Linked DNA regions of Mus musculus: region 1 is linked to region 2. Evidence: chromatin loops called from intact Hi-C (ENCODE). Cell type or tissue: left cerebral cortex. All regions are shown on one strand. Links, peaks and the distances in the headings refer to the core of each region. The heading gives the core; the rest is flanking DNA. Region 1 overlaps Hdac8 (histone deacetylase 8). Region 2 holds the start of Rps4x (ribosomal protein S4, X-linked).

Region 1 (11,794 bases), core at 1,900-9,899, 290 kb before region 2:
TCTTAAACAGGCCCACACAGCCAATCACACTTTGCATATGATCTGATGGACTATCAGCAAGCCATCTGCTCATTATTCCTAAAGTGAAGATTCCTAAATCAGACATTTTAGGGCTGTGGCATAAACATACTCATTTGGAACCAGTTTCTCTCATTTCTTTTGAAGCTCAACACTGTTTGAAAACTCTGGGCCCTGAGGGTCTTTTATGTGTGCCTTGCATCTGGGCCTAACCTCTTCTGTGTCTCTATGATTCTTCCAGTTGAGACCAAGCAGACCAAGACCTCCAGGCCTTTGGGATGCTGTCAGAATCAACTTCATTGAAGCTTTTCTCTCCATCTCCAACTCCCTTAAACTGCTGGTGACCCCCCCCCTTACTGTTTGCATGTCCATCCTAGGTGCTGTTGCCTCCTTCACCTCAGGCCCTCCCCACAGCTGTGAGCTGGCAGGTACACCTAACATGACAGACTCCAGAAGCCATCCCACAACTCACCCCAGCATTCTTCTCTAGTGTATGGCTTCCATGCCTGCTGCAAGTATCAACAACCCAGGGGAAGTTCCTAGACTGTGTGTGTGTGTGTGTGTGTGTGTGTGTGTGTGTGTGTGTGTGTGTGTGTGTAACTGTCAAGGGCACGTTCACTTGGTCTTCACCAACATGAGGCTTAAAAATAAGGACTCTGCAGCTACTGGGCCACCTCCTGTATTGACCTTGAACAGTTTAGACTTTCTTTCCCCAGTTTCCCCACATATAAATGGTGATGATAATAGTGCCTATCTCACAAAGCAGCTGTGTCAGAAGGGATAATATCCATAGCATATAAAGAATAGCAGCAGCCAGTACATATGAAACACCAAACAATGTATGCTGCTAAGTTGTGTGTGAGTTCTGCTAACTGGGTTTTTCAGCTGTGTGTTGCCAGCCTGATTGCCTTTCAGCAGAGACCCATTCCTCCAGGCCCAAAGTTGCAGGTCTTTTTTCAGAAATACTTGAAATGACATTCAGCCATCTACCTACTGCCCTCCTACGTCAGAACAAGCCGTGCCCTTCTTCCTCTGGGATCACCCCTCTTACCTCTCACTCATCCATGGTGTAGTTCATTGGACTCTGTAGTAAGCGCCAGCAACTAAAATCTGAAAGAGAGAGCAGTTATTTTATTTATCATACTCATTTATTTATTTTGATAGAATAATGAGAGATTGGTTGTGCCATTGAAGAGAGCCAGATTTCTAACAGGTTCACAACTGGTCTACTACCTGATTCACTGGCAGAGTTGTTGACCAAGAAATAGTTTGGTGGAGTGTTGGGGACACTGTTCCAGTAATACTATTATACATATGCTTACCCCATGCAACATTAGCACTCTCTCAAGTGTGGGAGTGGTATTCACTTTAAGACCCAAATACCAAGACTTAGTCCCTGTCTCTTCCTCTGCTCCCACCTCCTGACCCTGGAGCTGCTGGACTACAATGTCCATTCCCACTGATGAAGGCAGAAAGGTCATACCGTTTTGCTCAGTGGCCAGAGAAGGGGTCATGAAAGCATGAACAAAGATAGCAACAGCAGATGTGAAAGGATAGTGCTAGAGAGCAGTCTTGCAGGCATTGCCAGTAGAACTTAGTGAACCAGCCAGGCGTGTTGGAACATGCCTAACATCACAGTACCTGGGGATAGAGGCAGGAATATTGCTGTAAATGTGACACCAGCCTGGGGTATGTAGTAAGAGCCTGTCTCAATGAATAAATAAATGACCCTGGGTCATTGACTTGACTGCTGAGAGTAAAAACAAAGGGGAACTTCAAAAATACCCAGTTCCTTGTCTAAGTAGGAAGAAATGTTGTTTTCAGCTGAGGCTGGAAACAGCAATCAAAAAGTACATCAAGGCTAAGGTGATGGCTTAGTGAATAAAGCAGTTGCTGCCAAGCCATGAGGACAAAGGTTCAGATCCTCAGAATCCATGTGAATGCTAAGTAGGTGTGGTGGCCTGCCTGTAATTCTGGTGCTCAGAAAGTAGAGCTCAAATCCCCAGAGCAGGGTGGGTATCCTGTATCCAGTGTGCTCTGGGTTCAGTAAGAAACCCTGCCTCAGTGAATAATGTGGAGAACAATGAGGAGGCTATCAGATGTCAACCTTGCGCCTCCGTGCACATCACCCACACACATGCTCACACATAAAAATATACAGGTACAGGTACTGTAATGATTAACACTTTAACATTAAATCAACTTGACAGGAACTAGAATTGTCTGGGAGATGTGCCTCTGGCGTGCCTGTGTAGGGGCGGGGAGCGGGCGGTTATATCTTGATTACATTAATAGATGTAGGAAAACCCATCTTAATTGTGAACAGAACTATCCTCAGAGGCTCTTGGACTAGATGACTAGAGAAGAGGAAGGAAGGCAGCATGCATTCATTCCTATTCTGGCTGGATGTAATGTGACTGCTGCTCCAAGCTCCTGATGCTTTGGCTTTCTTTCCCACCATGCTGAACTGTAATCTGGAATTCTAAGCTAAAATAAAGCCCCTTTCCATTACAGTTGCTTTTGTCAGAGTATTTTATGACAGCATCAGGAAAAGAACCTAAGATTGGTACCAGGACATGGACCCCGTTGCTGGGGTAAATCTGACTGCTTGATTCTTGGGCCTTTGGAATTGTTTTGTGGCTGGAATATTGGCAAGTTTGGTGCTTTGGTCTTAGAAAAGCCACTGAATGATGGACGTAGAGTTGAATGAGCTGATCTGGTAGGAAAATGGGAGACAAGAATGCTAAGAGAAATCTGGACTATGAGGATTCCTGACTCAGATTCATGACAGAATGGTCAACGTGACTTGATTGTTGGTTGTCAGGTTGATATCCTAAACTCAGTATATATCAAAAAAATAATCCATCCTTGAGACCTATGAAGCCAAACATGTTTGGGTCATTCTTGACTCCTCCTGCTCATGAGTCACATTCGATCGCTTAGATACTTAAAAAAAAGGGGGGGGGCAGTAATTCTGTCTTCAGATGTCTACAGTCGGTCTTTATTCTTCCTCCCCGTGGAAGCTACTAACATTTCTCTTACTGTATTACAGCAGCTGCCCAGACAGTGTTCTTGCTTCTAGCCTTGTCCCTTTGATCTGTTTTGTGCAGAACAGGCACAGTGACCCTGTCACAACATAAATTAGATCCTGTCACTCCTTGGCTTGTCATGCTGCATTGGCTGGCTGCCTCCCCATTTCACATAGAGTAAAACAAAACAGTCCATGCTCTGGTCTGCTCGTCCCTACCAAATACTCCTGTATCCCGTCCCTTGGTGAACTATTACTCTCTTCCTTCACTGACTCCTTGTGTTCACCCCTAGGCCTTTGCCCTTGCCATTCCTATTTCTTCCTTGCCCCCCCCCCAAAAGCCACCTCAGTCCCTTTGGGTCCTTGCATACCACATTCTCAGTGGGGCCTCCCTGTTTATACCTGTCGCTTCACTGCCTAGAATCATACCTAGCATATAGCAAATATTCAATAAAAATGTTTATAAGGACAAATGAGTGTGAATGTTGAAGAGATGGCAGAAAAGTAAAAGTAAGAAATACTGATTTTAGTCCTTGGGGTATGTTCTTATGTCATTACCGATCAAATTATTGATTGTCAATGTTTAGAAAATAGAAAATAAATTAAACTGCAAAGATTAGCTACTACCTTATCAAGGTATGCTCCGATATGTGTTGGCTGAATCAATGATAATCTCTTAACAGACTGAATGAAATTATCAGAACATAGAGATAGTGGGGAGGGGAGGAAAGAGAGAGGCTGGGGTGGGGAGAGGAGGAGAGAGGGAAAAGAGATTAGTGTCATCCCAAACTTAGATAAGCCTTTGTAGTGTAGTTGAGCTTATCAACCATTAACTGACTGAGCTGTTACATAAGCATTGCATTTTAACCAAGAGACCACTAGAGGGAGCGCAAGGTTAAGCAAGAATGTTCTCTAAATGAAATTCTCTTACCTTCATTCGCTTTTCTAGTTATTGGTCCAATTGTCATCTAAACTCTTCCATCAGTTCAGAGCGTTCTCCTGAACTGACTTCTTTCGTGTGTCTTTAATAAATATTTGTGATTTGAATGGAAGGATGGATGTTTAGAATCAACATATTGTCACCTTGACATCTGTTTTACTAGGTAACTGTGGCCCGCTGATTTCCCTTGAGAAATCACCCTTCAGAGTTTATAAACTACTAATAAATATTATATTCATGGTACTTTGTTCTTAAAGAATCATTAGGCAAGAAGAGCAAGAGTCATGGAGTCTGTTGCTTTACTCTTGTAAAGGCTAGTGTCAGACCACAGGATAAGTTGGGTGGCTGCTTGGGCTGCCTGTGTTCTTCTCCGCCTCCGCCTCCTCCCACACTCCACTTCCTGGGCCAGTGACAGCTGATAAAGGTCCTATTTCCTGAGCTTGTTTGATACCATGGAAATCATTAGCTCTACTTCTGCACACAGAGATTGCATTACTGTCTGCAATGTGCTTTAGGGCTCTCAAGTTGTTTGGGATGAGCAAAGTTTAGCAGACAGCTTTATTGTCTTCGTAATCATTGACCCTGCTGACATTCGCTGAAGGGATCTTAGGTCTGGATTCGGAACTATCTGTGCTGGCTTCCTGAGGAATGTGGACTCCTTGACCTGTTGTCATGTCATGGTTAAAGTCTTTTACTGCCCTTAATCTAGGCCTCTGAGTTGGACCCTCAGTTTAGGGATTTTTTTCATTAATAGAATAATTTCAAATAACCTAGAAATAGGATTTTCTAATAAACTTTACTTACTAGAAAAAATGTGAAGGTATTTAAACATGGGCACCTCGTAGAGCGTTCCTATACCCCGCACAGTTTTCTCTGCATTCAGTATCTCACACGAGCATGGTACACTTGTGACCGTTAAGGAATCAATGCTGGCGCACAGTTGTTACCTGCACTCCACAGTCTATTCAGACAGCAGCTAAGTTTTCCTTTGGGTTCCTTTTCTTTCAGTACTAGGATCCCAACCAGGCCGCCATACATTTACTCATGATGTCTGCCCAGGTTCCTCTTGGCTTTTGAAGCTTCTAAAACTTTCCTTGTTTTTCATGATTTTCAGTTTTCAAGAGTACTGCTCATATTATTCAATATAGTATTATTTTAGGTTATTTTATCTATTTTCTAATCTGTTTCGTGGTATCTTTTCAAAGGAGCCGGATGACAGCCAAGTCTTCTTTTTTTGGTTCTTAGCACCTCTTTGGCTTTAGTTTAATTTTTCCTCTGGCATCTATTTTAACATTAATTCCAAATAGTTCCTGGAGCTGCTCCTTGCTAAAGGAGGGGGGACTAGCCTTCCATTCGTGATCTCTTGGAGAAAGCCTTTCTGTTCTCCACAGTCAGCCAGCTCATGCTGTCATCGCCTTGTCTCAGGAAAGTCAAGTGGGGATTGTAGATCCAGATTCAAAGTCCGTATCTGTACCTGACTGATTTCTTTTCTCCTTTTTCTAATGTCTGAAATAGTAAGAATTCTCATTCTCAATTTCTGTTTAACTGGAAGAAGAGCCCAGAACTCTGGTGCAAGGAGCAGATGGTGGCACCCAGAGAAGCACTGGCCCCGGCTTTCCAGCATGTACTTGTTCTGCAGCCTGGCTTTCCAGATTTCCATATTTTGGTCATTATCACCAAGTAAAAGTCACCCCCCCCCCGCCGCCATGTCCTCAAATTTTAATCTAATTATGCACACAATTCTTACACAGTTGATACTACTGACTTACTTGGGATGCCAGCAAGCTACATTTACTTCCTAGCTGTCCTTTGTTACAATTCCACAAACCTTTATTTTCTGTGCCTTTTAAGAATTAAGGGATATGGCTCTTTAAATTGTTCTAGAAACTAGGGAAAAATCTAAGTAAGGCATAAATTGAGATCAGTTTAAAACTGGTCTTGTCTGATATACCTTAATGGCATGACAATAATAAAAATATGAATTTATTTTACAAAATTCAGGTTTTTAATTTTTATGTGTATTCATCTTTTGCCTGCATGTATCTAGGCAACATGTACATGCAGTACCTGCAGAGACCAGAAGAGGGCGGGAGATCATCTCCTACCCGCTTCCAGGACTAGAGGTACAGACTATTGTGAGCCACTCAAAATTGAACCTGAGTCTTCTGGAAAAGCAGTCAGTGCTCTTAAACTCTGAGCCATCTCTCCAGCTCCCCACAAAGCCAAATTTTATCTTCTGGTAATATAGGATGTATTGTAGACAGGTTAGAGCGTATACTACATGAAGGAATGCTGTGGGGCAGCACATGGCTCTCTCCAGCATCCTTTTTGTAAGAGATGATGACGGTTTCATGTAAGCCAGTGGTTCTCACTAATGTTATGGCTGGGGTCACCACAACATGAGGAACTGTATTAAAGGGTTGTAGCATTAGGAAGGTTGAAGCTGCACTGATCTAAGCAGTATCATGGAGGTTGCTAAATTCTTATTATTAATATCCTGACCAGGACTCCCCTGCAGTAAATTTTCTACAAGATATATTTATATTCATAAAGAAGGTAACATCATTTAACTTCAAAGATTTCTGTTTGCCCTCAAAAGCAAAGAAATTTTACGATAAGCATTATCAAAATTTAGTAAAAACATTCTAAGAAATGCATGTTAATTACATGAATTATGACATAAATTGTTGAGATTCAACTCCCAAGAAATAAAATTATTGAGAGCAATGGTATAAATTATGAACAATTCTGAGTGCCCAGGGAAATAAAGGATCTTTGCCTCTTACTGGGCACAACTTGGAATAGGCTCAATATTGAAGGCGGCTCACTGAGACTGAACGATTTATCTGAGTTATGCCCTCGATCGCATTTTTGTTTCTGATTTAAAATCAGTTTTCTTCTAGGCATTATCTATAGCTAGTTAACTCAGGCAGTTACAATACATTCCAAGTAGGGCCCAAAGCGTGATTTTTTGACCTTGTATAAACCCATTAGTTTTCATATGCTCAAATGGTACTACTGGCCACACCATTTTTCTTTTTTTGAGCTAGCCATCTCTTCAAAACTATATCCTCTGTCTCAGAGAAGACCAAACTGGTGGCTGGAGATCGATACATGTAAGTCTCTCCTAAAGCAGTGTGTCGAGGGAGCAGCTGGAAACCCCTTTTCTCCCAGTGCTGCACCAGTCATGTCCTTTCCGCTGCTTTGCCTCACTGTGTTGTACGAGTACCCGGAAATACAGAGCTATGTCTGTTCCCTCCCCTGTTTTATATTCTATTAGCTCAGGGAAGATTTTCATTCCATTGAGCACCAGACTGTGGGGTATATTTTTGGAAGCAAGTGTAGGTGTACCAGAGCCAAAAAAGGTTGGGAACAACTGTAGACAAACTGATCTCACTGTTCCTAGAGCTGCCAATTCTAGGCATGGAGCCCTTAAAGTGGACTATAAATGTCGAGTGGGTGGTTAAAAGAAAATCCATTATGTGGGCCTAATTTCTGATTTCCCATAATCAGGTGCCTGTGTTTTGTGTACATGCATATTTTGTGTGGAGAGAAGCAGGTGTGCATAGAACTGATTTATTTAGCTATATTAAATCAGAATTTGAGTCTCATTGAAAGAAAAATATGAAGTGTATAATTAGAATAGGTAATACTTTTTACTTTTATAAATGCATTTTAGATATATTGTGCTAACATTCCTATTGAAGGCAGTAGGTTAGACTAGCAATTTTGCGGTAGAAAAGAAACTAAAGCAAAGAGACTTGGGTTCTTGGTTCCTATCCCAGTTTCTATCTTACGTTTATAGAACATATACATCTCTAAAGCTTGTTGGACAGAAATGTGAAATAAAGTAAAAGAAGGAGTTCTGGTTTTTCCTTCGCCTTTGGGAGAGGAAACAATCAGTTGTAAATACTAAAGGTTGATCTGTAAAAGCCATCGAGTCTGAGTCAGTTCTCACAAGTGCTGTGCATTTGACAGCCACGTGAATGGGGCTGCAGGAGTCGTGAAGAGGTATAGGAAAGAGCCCAGAGAAAAATAGCATAGGAACGTTTGGACATTAGACACGGAAATGGTGGGATGAATATGTGTGTGTGTGTGTGTGTGTGTGTGTGTGTTTGTGTGTGTGTGTGTGTGTATGTGTGTGTGTATGTATGTGTGTATTGTGTGTTTATGTGTGTGTGTGTGTCTGTGTATATGTGTGTGTGTATCTGTATTTGTGTATGTGTGTGTGTGCATGTGTATGTGTGTGTGATATGTTAACCAGCCCTACCTTACAGTAATGGATTCACTTATTCTTCCTTTTCTAGATCCTTGGAGGGCGGAGGGGGACGGTGTGGTGAGGGTGAGACAGGCTCTCACTATGTAGTCCTGGCTGTCCTGGAACTTGCTGTGTAGACCAGGCTGGCCTCAAACTCAGAAATCCACCTGTCTCTGCCTCCCAAGTGCTGGGATTAAAGGGGTGACAGCACACAAAAGACCTGCGCAGTTTAAACTGGATAAAGTGCCAGCACTGTAAAGGGCAAGTGAGCACAGTGTCCCACCACTCGCCAAGAAGCTATATGCAATTGATGTCTTCTGGGAGCTGTAAACCAGTTTTCTCCAATGGAGTGTCATTAGGCATATCAACCACACTCCAGAACAGACCCAGGAATAGTTGGCCAACCCAAAATGGACTCTGTGTGTGTGTGTGTGTGTGTGTGTGTGTGTGTGTGTGTGTGCGCGCGCACATGCATATGTTCTGGTATATTTTTGTCTTACTGAGTTGGTTATTTTGATTTTCAGGTTTTTGTTTTGTTTGTTTTATGGCTGTTACATGCCTTACCTTGCGGAAAATATTTATTACGCACGAAGCAGTAATCAGTATCTGTGTATAAAACAAAATCAGTAAGAGGGCAAGGCTTATCTGGCATAGATGGCATAGGTGCTTTAAGAGAGAAGGCTAATATACTCATTCAGCAGGTAAGAGCATGAAGCTGTATGGGTAGGAGATGGGGAGGATCTGGGAGGAGTTGGGGGAGGAAAAGAATATTGTATGAAAATTAATAAGAAAATTATCAATACATACAACACTGAATCTCCTTCTCTAAATCCTTATACCCAGAAAACTAGGAAATGCAAGTGTGTTTCAATGGTGAGTTTGTCTTACAAATCAAATACAGGTGTATTTCAAAATTTTAAAAAGACTGGAAATTAGAAAAAAACTGGCATGCTACTTGCCAAGTGATAAATATAAAATTATGGCCAAAAGCATTCATTTTATAGAGGGACCCTTTGAGTACCTCAAATTAACATTCCCAATAATTTAAGATTTGATTGATGTCATCAGTTGTCACATGATTCTTCAAGAACACATCTATCACAAAGCATACCTTGGTATTGCTACTTGTAAAATGCAGATGTTTTATACTAACTCGTCTATACATCCACACAAACTAAAGGGGATTTCAGTGAATTTTGTTTTCTGTGTTTTGTGTGGTACCATATGAGCTTTGTAGTTTTGCATGTAGGATAAAGCATTAAAAACAGGACTTAGAGTGCTGTCTAGGGAGGAGAGCAAGGTACTATATATTAGAATTAGATGGGCAAAGGATTTTTTAAGAGAAAATAACTGAAAATTGGCCATTGCTAATTTCTGAGAAAGCCGTCTTACTTCCCTCTCCAGTGCAGCTCACCCCTGACCAATCAGTTGAGTTCTCCCCCTGCTGCTGATCTCCTTGTAACCATCTCTGCTCTCAAACAGAAATTACCCATAATGGCACAAATGGCATCATTTAATGAAGCAACAATAGATGTACCAATACCATATTCCCAGAACAGCTTAAGAGGTTTGATCAGCTGCTACTGGAAGTAAATGGAAAAAAAAATGTACCTTGTTTGAAAATATGAGTGCACCTTATTAAGGACAGCCTTGGGCAGTAACAGCTACATGCTTGGGTGCGGGAGCTCTTCAATGCCACGGTTGCAGCTAGGAAAGTGGCTTGATCCAGACCTGACAGCAACCATGGAAATTTACAGAAGGTTCAACAACCACAGTTCCATAGAAAAAGGGAGACAAGTATAAAAAGGCCTTGCCAAGCTTCTTGAGAGTTGCAGTTAAACACCCGAAATGTATGAAGTGAATACAGTTCTAAAGGGCATCTTCCACATCAGAAAAGCATCGGCTATTTTCTTTATCTTCTCATAATCAACCAAGTTCTGGAAGCACCATCCCTAACTACAAAAACAGGCCTTATGAAAATGTGCATTCAAGAATTAAAACTTCCCCCTTACTTTTACTTACACTATAGTTTCAACATTTATACATTACATATTATGTCCTTCCCCCCTTTTCAATTCCCATATATTTTATTCTGTTTGTATGATTATAAATAGGATTTTCTGATTTAGCTCTTGCTACTATAGATACTAATTTGAGTTTTCAGTTTCTAATGTTTTACATTTCCTTTATTTTATTTGTGGATAGAGGACAACCTGAGGGAGTCCGGCTTCTCTCTTTAACTAGTGGGATCCGAGGATTGACCTCAGACACTAGGCCTGGCAGCACCAGCACATGTCTGTGGCTGCCGAACCACCTTGCTAGCCCTGCTTTTCTTTTGCTTGCCTCATTATCCTGGCTAGGTCCACCAGGGCATTCCTGAGTAGAAGTGGCATGTGTTTGTGCATCTTTGGTCTGTTCCTATTTTATGAAGAAACTCTACAGTCTCCTGTCATGTAAGTGCAATGCTAGCTGTGAGTTTTGTAGGTTCCCTCTATCTGGCTAAGGATGTATCCTACTTCTAATGAGTATTTGTATCTTGAGAAGGTACTGGATTTTGTCAAATGCCTTTTCTGGATGGAGTGAAATGATCACTTGGTTTTAATCCTTGGTGCTACTGAAATGGTATATTGTGTTGATTTATAGATGTTAAACTAAACACTTTCCTGAGATAAGTCCCACTTGGTTATGGTATATAATCATCTATTCTTGTTGAATTGTGTCTGCTGTTATAGAGAAGTTCTATGTTTATACGGGATGTCAGTCTGTGGTTTTCTTGTGGATGTCTTTATGTCATCAGGATAATAATACTGACCTCAGAAGATGAGCTGGGGTGTGTTTCCTTTGTTTCCTTTCCCTTCTGGAAAACATTCAAGGTACCTGCTGTTATCTTTTCCTTCACTGTTTGATCGAATTCATCAGTGAATCCTTGTTTTCCTCCCCCAAAATTGGCATGATCTTAAAATCCATGTGAGAATTCAGGGGATGCAGAATACCCACAACAGTCCTGGGAATGAAGTTGAGGAGGGACTACACGCCACAGTAGTAAGAGCAGCCTGCTGCTGGCACACGAGTGGAGTAGAACTGAGAGTTAAGGAAACCTAAGCTGGGGGTGTGGGTACACTCCAAGAATCCCGGTGCTCGGGAGGCTGAGGCAGGAAGGTAGAGAACACTAAGAAGAAGCGAGTCAGAAAGACCCCCAAATTACATGCTCAGTTTGTATGAACTAGCTACAAGATGTACTTCTGTCCTGGCACCCTGGGCAGGGTTGGTACTGGAAGAAAGAGGATGTAGTGACTGCTGAGGAGGGGACTGCTCCTCAGTGTAAGGAGCACTCCTCTCAGGTAAGACTCCTCAAAGACTGGATGTGGAGAAGCAGGAAAGCTGTTTTCTAAAAGGAAGGATCAGAACTAACTGCTCGTGGTAGGCCCACTATGTATTTTAGTGGCCAGGAATGATAATGGTTTATTTCCTGAAAAATCAGCACCGTTTTTTTTTTTTTCTAATCAATGGAAGAAAAGAATAGAAAAATAGAGAGTTGGCTCTAGAATTC
Region 2 (11,794 bases), core at 2,449-10,448:
CTCTGTCCATCATAGCAATATTCCTAATAAAGAAAACGTAAGGATGTAAAGAAAAGGAAACTAAATGTTCAACAACAGAGAACTTTTGTTAATTATGGAGTAATCACTTAGTGGAATATGATGCAGCTGTTAAAATGATAATTATGGAAATTATGTACTGACTCAGTGCGTGTTTCTAATATAATAAAAGCAGAATACAAAATGCTAGGACTAAAATGAAGTAAAAGTATGCATGTGCACAAACTGATCAGAAAAAGCACAGGAGAGGGAACAAATGAAGACAGATGTTGTGTTCACGGTGTTTGGGGAGGTACTGTTTGCAATTTACTTACCACGTTCCAAATTCCCTTTATTATTGTTATAATCTCATTTGTGCATAAATACAAATTGAGAGAGAAGAGAAAATATTGAAAAGGATGTTTTGAGTCCCTCAAGTCCTTTGACAAGCTGTGGTAGAAAAACAAATAAACCAACAGCCTGGGAGGCAAGAGTTAGGGCTGTTCACCTCCCCAGCCTTTCCAATGAGCTGTGTGAACTTCATCCAGAGTTCAGCTCTGGCCATATCCCACAGTTGTCCCTCACTCCCAAGATGATCGTCTCCTGCCTTCTCTCTCTCTCTCTCTCTCTCTCTCTCTCTCTCTCTCTCTCTCTCTCTCTCTCACACACACACACACAAACACACACACACACACACACACACACACAATCCACACTGGCCTTGAACTTGTTAAGCAGACAAGGAGATAACTTTGATCTCTTTATCCTCCTCCTTCTGCCTCCCCAAGTGCTGACATTACAGGCAGGGTCCACCACTATGTTGGACCTTTCTCCTTGAATCCCATCACACCGCTCTCTTCAGTTATCCCAAGACTAAAAATCATACAAACTTTCATTATCCTGCCCCCTCCGATTTACTCCTAGCCCTCTATTCAGTCAGCTGTGCCTGGTTGTTTTGTTTGTTTCTTGCCACAGGGTCTCACCATATAGCCCAGGCTGGCCTCAAACTGTCAATCCTCCTGCCTACCTCAGCCTGCAGAGTGCTGAGATCACAAGTGTGTGGCATCATGCCCAACTTAATTGCTCCTTTCCAATAATTAGTTCTAACATAATTTACTAGAGATGTTGCCTTAGTTTTAAACAAAGACTTCTTCTCCCTCCTACTTAGCACTATCTAGGGAGAAGAGCTAAGCAATTTTTTCTTTTGCTCCTTGGCAGATTATTAATGGGGAAAGGGAATACAGAGGCAGAGATTTGTAAAACGGAACCTCTTGAGTCAGGAGCTCAGGTGTGGGAGGAATAGTGTAGTAGAATGGCAAGATGAGAAGACTGTTGACAAAATTTATTCTCCCGGCAGTGGTGGTGCACGCCTTTAATCCCAGCACTTGGGAGGCAGAGGCAGGCAGATTTCTGAGTTTGAGGCCAGCCTACAACTGGAACAACAACTCTACAGAGTGAGTTCCAGGACAGCCAGGGCTACACAGAGAAACCCTGTCTCGAAAGACCAACCCCCCCCCAAAAAATTATTCACTCAGCAACTATTTACCAAGTACTGGATGAAGTGTCAAGTTCTCTGTTAGTGGTGATGGGCCAGCTGTCCCGAATGAGTTAGGACAGGTCTGTCCTGGGGATGTTCAGTTTAGTAAGACAGCAGATGAGTCAATCACTCCTTCCTGCCTGTTGAACTAAGTGCTGGAGCTGAGCTTTGGAGCAAGGAGAACAAGGTATTAACCACTGAATGAATAGAAAAGAAAAGAAAAGAAAAGAAAAGAAAAGAAAAGAAAAGAAAAGAAAAGAAAAGAAAAAAGGAAAGGAAAGGAAAGGAAAGGAAAGGAAAGGAAAGGAAAGAGGAAAGGAAAGAGGAAAGGAACATCACCACTCCTAGGTATGATGGAGGAGAAAAGTTTATTATAGATATGTGAGTGGGCATAGCCAGAGGCAGAAACATCTGGAGTAGGCATGCCCAGACTCCATGTGGGGAGATGGGGGAGGGGAAGGAAGAAGGGCGAGCAGGGAAACCAGGTGCAGCAGTCAGGAGGTCCAAAGGAGAGCATGTAACCAAAATGTCTGGATTATATAAGGAAGAGCAGCCCAGGCCCCTGAGCTGCAGAGCTTAGGGTAGTGGGTAGGGTGTGCCAGCCAGGAGGGCCCTATAACAAGTAGGGGTGGAGGGATGCTAGCTTCCCCTTTGAAATGTTAAACAGGCACCTTAGTTCCGTCTTGAAACTAAAGTAGGAGGAGGACCCAAAGGGCCTGGGCAGCTCCCAGAACCCCAGAAAGCAGGGCTGTAGGCATCTCTAAAGCTGAGGAGTGGGATTAGGTGGTACCATGAAGAGGACTGGACTGTTCAGAGCAGTTCCAAGCTGAGAAATCATGGGGTCCACAGACAGTCTTGAAAGAGCCAGCCTCTGCGGATGGCGGTGGTGACGCATGACTTTAATCCCGGCACTTGGGAGGCAGAGGAAGGTGGAGCTCAGGGAGTTCGAGGCCAGCCTGACCTACAGAGTGAGTTCCAGGACAGCCAGGGCTACACGGAGAAACCCTGCCTTCAAAAACCAAAGGAAAGAAAGAAAAAAGAAAGAGTCAACCTCAAAAGTGTGGATCTTTCAGGCTGAAATGGGACAACAGCATGCACCTTGCGCGCGCGCGCGCGCGCGCACATACACACACACACACACACACACACACACACATACACACACACACACATACACACACACACACACAGAGCTCCCAGGGTAATGGAACCTGGTGGAAAGGGGAGGGAGATTTAGGAGCCAGACGATGGAAAGGAGTGCTGTCCTCTAGGTACGACTTGGCCAGTGTCCTCTTGAATTCAGCAGCTGTAATTTTCTGCATAAGACCTGTGAAAGATCCAGTCATTAACATTCCAACATGGAATGGGGGAGGGGCTCATGAGGCCTCATCCTTCATTAGAGAATTAATGGCTTCGGAAGAGTCATTTTTCTTCAGGGATATAGTCACTGTTAAGTTACCCATGGTCCAGGAAACAAACCCACACCCACGCACATGCAAGTCAAATTTAAGTTCAAACAAACGAACTTAGTTGTTTGGGTTTTGTGGAGGGTTTTGTTTTGCTTTTGAGATGGAGGTTTCACTTTGTTGCCCTGTGTCACTACACTCAGTTACTTCAGTGAGTTATTTTAAGAAAGAAAGAGGAGCGTGGTGGAGCATGGTCTTGACTCTAGCACTCCAGAGGCAGATGCAAACAGATGCTGTGCATTCTGGTGAGTTCCAGGACAGTTGGGGCTATAGAGTGAGACTGCGTCTAAAAAACGATACAGAAACAAAAACAAAAAATACAAGTATGAAGAGGGCATATTGGGAAGAAGGGCCCCAGAGGGAGCATGAAGCAGGTGGCAAAGGGGGAATGGGCGTGTGTGAATACAACCAAAATACATTATACACTTGTGTGTGTGCATACACACACACACACAACTGTGGGAGAATCAAGATGATATTATTTCTTTTTAAGTATATAAAGGAGCTAGAGAGATGTCTCAGCTGTTAAGAGCACTTGTTCTTGGAGAGGACCTGAGTTGAACTCCCAGCATCTACCTGGCAGCTCACACTATGCATGACTCTAGTTCCAGGGGATCCAAGGTTCTCTTCTGACCTCTGGGAACAGCAGACATGCAAGTGGTGCACAGACTACATGACACCAAACAGTCATAAACAAGAATAAGATAAATAAGACTAGAAAATAAATTAATTGTATTAAAAGCTAATCACAAAGAAGTAAAGACTAGTGGCTAACAGCACCTGGGGAGGATGGAAAGGATGGTGAACAGATACACAGTAGGGTAGTGATGGTTGAAACGATTTGGTTGGATGCTTCAAAAGAAGTAGTAGAGAGGATACTGAATGCTTCCAACACAAAGAATTTATAAAGTTCTGAGGTGAAGATGTGGCAACTGCTCTGAGCTGATTATTATACATTATATACATGCATAAACATGCAATACTGTGCCCCATAAATCTGTACACTTGGTATATATCAATTAAAATAAAACTAGGGCCGGGCAGTGGTGGCACACGCCTTTAATCCCAGCACTTGGGAGGTAGAGGCAGGTGGATCTCTGAGTTCGAGGCCAGCCTGGTCTACAGAGTGAGTTCCAGGACAGCCAGGGCTACACAGAGAAACCCTGTCTCGAAAAACAAACAAACAAACAAACAAACAAATAAGGGGCAGGAGAGATGACTCAGTGGTTAAGAGCACTGACTGCTCTTCCAAAGGTCCTGAGTTCAAATCCCAGCAACCACATGGTGGCTCACAACCATCCATAATGAGATCTGATGCCCTCTCTTCTTGTGTGTCTGAAGACAGTGATAGTGTACTCACATATAATAATAAATAAATCTTTAAAAAAGAAGAGGAAGAAAAGAAATAAAACTATAGGCTGGCCATAGTGGCACATGCCTATCATCCCAGACCCTGGGACAGGAGACTGAGGTGCATATTTTACATATGAAAGCAGACCTGGCCTCCAGATTCTCCCCGCATCCCTCAATCCCTAGCTGGCAGACCCTGCCCCCAAGCCTGAACTTCCCAGCCCAGGAGGTGAGCTGCCTTTTCCCCAGAAGCTCCCTATATAATCCAGATATTTTCCTCTCTCTCTCTCCCCTCTCTCCTCTCTCTCTCCCCCTCCCTCCCTCTCTCTCCTCTCTTCCTCCTCTCCCCCTCTCTTTTCCCTTCCCTCTTCCCACTCTCCTGTCTCTTCCCCCTCCCCCTCTGTTTCCCCTGCCCTCTGTTTTCCCCTCCCCCTCTCTCTCCTCCCCTCTTTCTTCCCTCTCCCCTCTCTTCCCCCTCCCCCCATCTCTTCCTTCCCATTGTGACTCCCCTAGCCTCAGTCCTTGGGGCCAGTGAACTTGCCCGAGAGCACCTTTCCAATAAACCTGCATTTAATATAATCTAATTCTGCTTGATTTGTCTCATTTCACCTACAGTGGCGAAGTAACGTATCACCCAGCACTTGGGAAGATGAGGCAGATGACCTCTCTCAAGCTGCAGGTCAGCCTAGCCTGTCTAGAAGAGCCTGTCTCAAAAGTTAAAAATAAAGATATAGTCTGCTTGCTTGTACTATATAGACTGTGGGGGTGCATGCCTGTAACTCAACTCTCAGCAGAAAAATGATGAGTCTGAGACTACCCTGGCTTACATAATGAGGCTCTGTCTCAAGATGTATATTTCAGTTTGAGGCCAGCCTGGTATACAGAGTGAGTTCCAGGACAGCCAACGCTGCACAGAGAAATCCTGTCTCGAACCCCCCCCCCAAAATGTATATTTCATTTGCATATATATATATATATATATGAAAAAGTGACTCATTCCCTAGCAGCCACTAATGATAACAAATAAATGATAACAACTGCACACACACATATGAGAGAGAGGGGAGGGACAGGAGAAAGAGGAAAGGTGAGGCTGAAAAATACCCCTTTCATAATAGTTTGAAGGGACTGGATCTTTGGGTTTATGATGGGCAGACTTCATCGACCTGTGGGAGGCCACAGATAACTAAGAGAGCAGAAAATGGTGAATGAAGGGCAGCCAGTGCCACCACTCTAACACAGCAGCTTCAAAAGTAGAACAGCTAGGTCTACATACTGGCTAGGCAAAACCAGATACTCTCTAATGTTCCCTCTCTTCCACTTACAGTACAATAAATGTCAAATGTGTTCTACAGGAGTGGATGCGCAGGATGCCAGGTTCAAGCAGAGAGCCTACCATCTCACCCTGGATGGCTCAGTGCCTCAGCAATCTTTACAAAAGCAAAGAGAAACATGCCGTTGGCCAAACCTTTCGCTTAGCATGGGGCTGGCTGATTGGACTGGTAACTCTGGAAGATTAGAGAAACTTTGTATAAGAAAAGTATCGAGTATTAAAATGTATCTTTTTATCACTCAGCCATCTAACAGAACTCTCCTTGCGGGCAGTTATCTGGTGCGATTGGTCTGGGTATCCCCAGCACTCATCACTCGGCACAAAGAAGAGAAAGGACTGAGGAAAAACAGTTTTTGGGAGATTCTCTCAGCCTCAGTTTCCCAGCCTGGGACCTCTGACCTCCCACCAGCAGATGGCAAGAGAGAGTCCCCGCCCGCTGGGAAAGTCTGAGGCTGGGCGGAGCAACCCAGGCTCCAGCGCGCGCGCAGCCTCCGACCCTAATTTCTTCGTTCGCCGGAAGAAGGCGAGTCTCTTTCCGTTCCTAGCGCAGCCATGGTAAGGCAGGGGTACAGCGAGCTCTTGGGTTGCATCGGCTTCCATCCTCCCTGACCGATGCTGCCCGGGTTATCAGGGCTCCCGCGGTCGACTACAGGGTGGAGGCGAAAGCAGCTCTGCTGCAGGCTGGCAGAGATGGGCTTGGCGGCAAGGGAGAATACTGGTCTGAGCTAGGATGGGAAGTCTGCCGCAGAGGGCAAGCAAGGCCTTGGGCTTAATCACACATCCCCTTGCCCAGGGAGAAATGCTTTTCCACTTGGGGAAGAACTTCGAGGGCCCGGGAGTGCAGATTGAAGCTTTGGGCATGTGGGCGCAGGGTCTGCTTGAAGGATTAGCTCTTACTTGTGCATTTGTCTATCTTTTGGCACGGACTTACTTTATATGTTGTGTAGCTGGTAAGTGTACGAAGCATTACAAAAAGCTTCCTTCCGCTTTCGAATGTGAAACTTCGACTCTTTAGTATACAAAGGAGCAGTACACGTGGTAGTGCCAGTGCCGGAGTTAGAGTTTATCTTTGTACCAGAAACCTTCGATCCAGATGGCTGTGTTCTAATACTATACTTTTCGATTGACAATTGAGATACGGTCCTGGGCCATTTTCTGTCCCTATCTGCCTGTGCGTCTAGGGTTGAATCACTGGGTAATTCGCAAGTGTGCTATGAAAGGCTAATTTTTGTGAGCAGGCATAATGGAGACATCTGGCATAACTGTAAAAAATGGGAATCGCTAAGGTGCGAATACTGGGTTTGGCCTATTGATGCTTATCTGTCTTTTCTACGTTTTACTGGGACCCGGCGCTTTCAATATTGCCCACATTTTGTTAATTGGGAAAGTTCGAAAGTCAGTTCATTGAAGGATTTACGCCGTAGGCTTTGCTGGAAAGACCTGAAACAATGTAACAACGTTACTTTGAAAACTTCTTCCAGGCTCGTGGTCCCAAGAAACACCTGAAGCGTGTAGCTGCTCCAAAACATTGGATGCTGGATAAGTTGACTGGCGTGTTTGTAAGTATTGTGGTGTGAAAGGTAGACATACCTTTAACAAGCATATTTGTGGAGTTGAATGTAGAGAATCTTTGGCTGTCTTAAAGACCTGTGTCCTACCTCAATTTTGATACATCTGTTTCATCTACTCCATGTATTCCATAGTACACTGATGGTGGATACATAGACTCAGGTCTCAAAGTAGCAGGCCTCATTCTTTGGAGGAGAAAATGTTGAGGAATCTTCTAGCGACCCCCCCCCCATGTAAAATAACCCAAGTTTTGGTGTAGTAATTTTCCTAAAACTTTCCAGGCTCCTCGTCCATCCACTGGTCCTCACAAGCTGAGGGAATGCCTGCCTCTCATCATTTTCCTAAGGAACAGACTTAAGTATGCCCTGACTGGAGATGAAGTAAAAAAGATTTGCATGCAGCGATTCATTAAGATTGATGGGAAAGTCAGGACCGATATAACCTACCCTGCTGGGTTTATGGGTGAGTAATCAGGATCGGTAGTGGCCACAGGCCCTTAACTCCCAATAGTGGCAGGTGACTGGGAAAGTGCCAGGCTTTCCTGGTCTTCGTCTTCACCCCTACCCTGGCACGGTAATATGGAGAGGTTTGGCTACTGGGCTTTTATTCCTTTTTAAATTTTGAATTTCTTGCTACTCTCCCATACAGACCTACTGGATCAGAATCTCTGTTGGGCTGTTACTTAAATATTGTGGGGATAGCTTCTGAAACCCAAATTCCCATTTAAAGTTTATGTGGAGTCTTGATAAAATGGGCTCACACACACACATCCCCCAGCTCAGTTAGGAGTGTAGTGAGGGTTGCTGTGGTAACCTTATTCTTTGATATCAGATGTCATCAGCATTGACAAGACCGGAGAGAACTTCCGTCTGATCTATGACACCAAGGGTCGCTTTGCTGTTCATCGTATTACACCGGAGGAGGCCAAGGTTGGTGTGGCAAGCGGGCTGGGTAGTTTCCTCTAAAATTAGTTTCTAAGTTAGATCATGGAAGTGAGAGATGAGTCAACAGATTTCATTAGAATTGTGTGCCTAGAGATGAGATCGATGGGGACCTGTTGCATGGTTTAACTTACTGGGTACTCAACCCCGTTTCTCACGTGGCAAAGCACATGCTTGATCTCGGACCTACACCCCAGCCCCTCAGCCTCTGTAAGGTCTGTTGCTAGATATCTTGGGGTGGAGCTTTCTTGTGGCAATTAGAGCACTGACTTTTGGTGTCTTGTAGAAACACGACATCCTTTCTTGGGATTAATTTTGAAGTATTCCTTGGAACATAAAGGAGTTGGCAATCTATTTGGCATGTTGCCATGTCTCCATTTGTGGGTCTACCTTTGCTTTTTGGGTGGGTTAGAGGTACAAGAAACCGGTAATCTTTGGGGCGTTGGTTTAATTTACTATCTTTGCTTAGTTCAGTTTTAGGTGGCTTTTCACGTAGGTTTAGGGCTTGAATTAATGGCTATAAATGAAGGTTAATTCAATTGATGGTGTGGCTTCTGGTTTTCTTACATGCTGCCTTGTTGTCAGTAGGCTGAAGGGCATGTCCAGTGACCACTAGAAATTTGATTTGATAGACAAGTTGCTAATACCGTTGCTGTTTGGAGCAGAGTGCACAAAATGTGATTTTTTTTTTTAAGCTGGGGATTGGCCCCAGAAACAACTATAACAAGGTATATATGAGTTAGATTAAATGTATTTAACCCTTTTATACTTCTAGTACAAGTTGTGCAAAGTGAGAAAGATCTTTGTAGGCACAAAAGGAATCCCGCACCTGGTGACCCATGATGCTCGTACTATTCGGTACCCTGATCCCCTCATCAAGGTGAACGACACCATTCAGATTGATTTGGAGACAGGCAAAATAACTGACTTCATCAAGTTTGACACTGGTAAGCAGCAGCTGTCCCCTCGGTGGCTTGTAAGTTTGAGCTTCTGGGGTTTTTTCCCAAATGTAAGTTTAGTTGAGCTTTGTGAATCACTTGATGCTTGGTGCGGGGTCTTTTGAGGAATTTTATCACTTTCACTGGTCTAAATGCTTGGTGGCTGAAAAGAGGTACGAAAGCCACCTATTAGTGTAAAACTGTTATCAGCTGATCAAGTTAAAGGTGTGATGGGAGGTTGAAGGCCTGACTGAACAAGTCAGGTGGGACTCTGTCTTAGAATAAAAAGGAAGGCTGGAAGTTTAACTCTTAATAGCCTGCCTGCTGTGCTCAGTCCTGAGAGCCACCCATTCTTGGGCTAATGGTGATGTAACCACCTTTAAGGTGCCGACATGGTCCCTGGAATATGACAATGGTAACCAAAGTGTGTCTTGGAACTGGAGGTTATCCAGGCAAGAGGTACTCAGTCAGGACTTGAGAATTCCTCGCGTAGACAGACACCTTCGTTTATATTAGCTGCAGTTAGGGGTTGGAGCAGATCTCGAGGCTGCAGATCTATAGAAGTTAGACTGGTGGGAGGGCTAAATTGACTTGACTTTGGTTTGGGGCACCAGTTGCACTGCTGCTGGTGATGGAGCCTGGGGCTTTGTGCAAATTTAGCAAGCGCTCCCTTAATGTAAGCTTGTTACATTGGTGATTGTTGTGGTGTGCTGTGCTTGAAGCAGATTGTTTCTTCCCTCCTAGGGAACCTGTGTATGGTGACTGGAGGTGCTAACTTGGGAAGAATTGGTGTAATCACCAACAGAGAGAGACATCCCGGCTCTTTTGATGTGGTTCATGTGAAAGATGCCAATGGCAACAGCTTTGCCACTCGGCTGTCCAACATTTTTGTTATTGGCAAGGTAAGTCTGGATCTCCTCTCCCAGCAGTCTCTGGAAGCATGGAAAGACGACAGTGCTGAGCATCTTTGGAGTTAATAGAACCAATGAGCCATAGCAGTTTGATTCATGAGCAGTGCTAGTAATGGAATAAATCTTACTAGCTTGTGGGTATTTTTCTTAGAAATAAATGATCATGTGGTGTTAAGTATGAAGGGTACTGTTGTCCATATATAGAATAGCCACAGCAACCACAGCTGGTGATATATATACACTGTGGTATGAGTCTCAGGACCACCTGCCCAGCAGCCACCATGACTTTGGATCTAAGAAATAAAGTGACAATTGTGTCCTGTGCCATCCTGCTAATGGGGTTTTCTTCATTCTTTTTCTAGGGTAACAAACCATGGATCTCTCTTCCCAGAGGAAAAGGAATCCGCCTCACCATTGCTGAAGAGAGAGACAAGAGGCTTGCGGCCAAACAGAGCAGTGGGTGAAATGGTCTCTAGGAGACATGCTGGAAAAGTGTTTGTACAAGCCTTTCTAGGCAACATACATGCTAGATTAAACAGCATGGTGAAACTACTTTTGGTTTGCTGTTGCTTTTTTTTTTTTTTCTCAAACATAATTTGTTGATGTTTTTTGGACATAAATACTCGGGTTCATTTAGATCATGTAGTGCCTAGCAAGTCCTAGGTGTTTCTAATGAATTTGACTTCTATCACTGGGCTTATGCTCTTTGTAAGTGGACTGAGTGCTTAGTCCTGGCTGGTGTAGAACCTGGGAGTGAGTCTTCTGCATTTAGAATGCTATTATAGGTTGAGCTACCATACCTAGCCTCTTTTGCCTTTTAGCAAAAGACAGCCTTATTATTCCCAACTGGTTGTCACATACCCACCACCCCCTCCCAAACAAACCCATGTAGAGTGAATATACAAAGTCTTGAACGTATACCAAAAAAAAAGTGTCTCCCCCAACCCACCCCTAATGCACTGGTATGAAGCTGGGTGGCCTGTCTCAAGAAGTGGTAGGTTTTGTTCATCACTTGGCCTGCTCTGAAATTTTATCAGTCTCTCCCAAGAGTTATTGCCTTGATTTGTTTGTCTCTGGGGGCCTCCTTCTGGCTTGATTTGTAAAATCTTAAGCATGTGTCAGCAGTGAGGCTGACAAATATCCCTGAGATAAGATGGATTGAAATAAACAAGCTTATCCAGTATGGTTTATGTCCCAGCAGCAGGATGGGCTTTGTACCCCTGTTGGCAGTAAGATTTGAGGAACAGCTGGTATGTGTGTCAAAGCAGACCTTTATAAGTTAGAAAATGAGTGGGAAAAAAAGGCTAGCTATGTGCTGGTGATAATAGTAATGGAGCTATCGACTCCTGAGTTAGAGAGACACAAAGGAGCCTTAACTGCTTCCCTTCATCACTCCCAGCAGCCCTCCAGCTGCAGGTGATCTTGGGAAGCTCCGTAGTGAAGCTTCCATAAGGTCATCCATCCTTTATGATGCCCTGGGACATGATGATATGATGAGGTAATGCAGATGATAAGTTACCTCTCACCTGGGTATGCTTTTTAACACAACACAGTATGGTCCTCCAAGCTGCACTCTGGTGGAGGAATCTTTACATTGCTCTGTCTGGTTATTGACCTATCTGGGGTTAAAAGATGTTGACACCTCCCCATGAAAATTTCACTCAATACTTGCTGTTTCTCTAAATTTAAAAGACAGGGCCTAAATATGTGACCTAGGCCTGCCTCAACTTTTCAATTGCTGGGATTATAGGT

The links. Hi-C counts contacts between places; a loop is a spot of excess contacts. Peaks named below come from ENCODE experiments on the same cell type or tissue, not always from the same donor. Only the 100,000 strongest peaks of a DNase experiment are listed, where the experiment ranks them.
Region 1: a loop joins it to region 2, with 3 times the contacts of the local background. A loop is called at or near these places in 3 of 42 quality-filtered maps.

Annotation. Positions count from the first base shown.
Region 1 is chrX:102,471,266-102,483,059 of GRCm38, reverse strand. The region is part of intron 4 of Hdac8 (histone deacetylase 8); the gene reads left to right. It overlaps Gm32262 (a long non-coding RNA gene), which reads right to left. Exons shown (of 14, transcript XR_003953070.1): 10 at 1,070-9,975. Among named protein-coding and RNA genes, the nearest start is that of Hdac8, 28 kb to the left of the region's middle. In left cerebral cortex, for the core only: CTCF peaks have their summits at 3,925 (motif pointing right) and 6,055 (motif pointing right); DNase peaks (open chromatin) are centred at 3,925, 6,076, 7,336 and 7,883.
Region 2 is chrX:102,183,742-102,195,535 of GRCm38, reverse strand. It overlaps Rps4x (ribosomal protein S4, X-linked), which reads left to right and starts at 6,145. Exons shown (of 7, transcript NM_009094.2): 1 at 6,145-6,238; 2 at 7,165-7,242; 3 at 7,534-7,714; 4 at 8,084-8,181; 5 at 8,969-9,140; 6 at 9,876-10,033; 7 at 10,405-10,595. The coding sequence starts at 6,236. The coding sequence ends at 10,506. It also overlaps the pseudogene Gm9103. In left cerebral cortex, for the core only: a CTCF peak has its summit at 6,104 (motif pointing right); DNase peaks (open chromatin) are centred at 5,798 and 6,175; H3K4me3 peaks cover 1,673 bases; H3K27ac peaks cover 591 bases.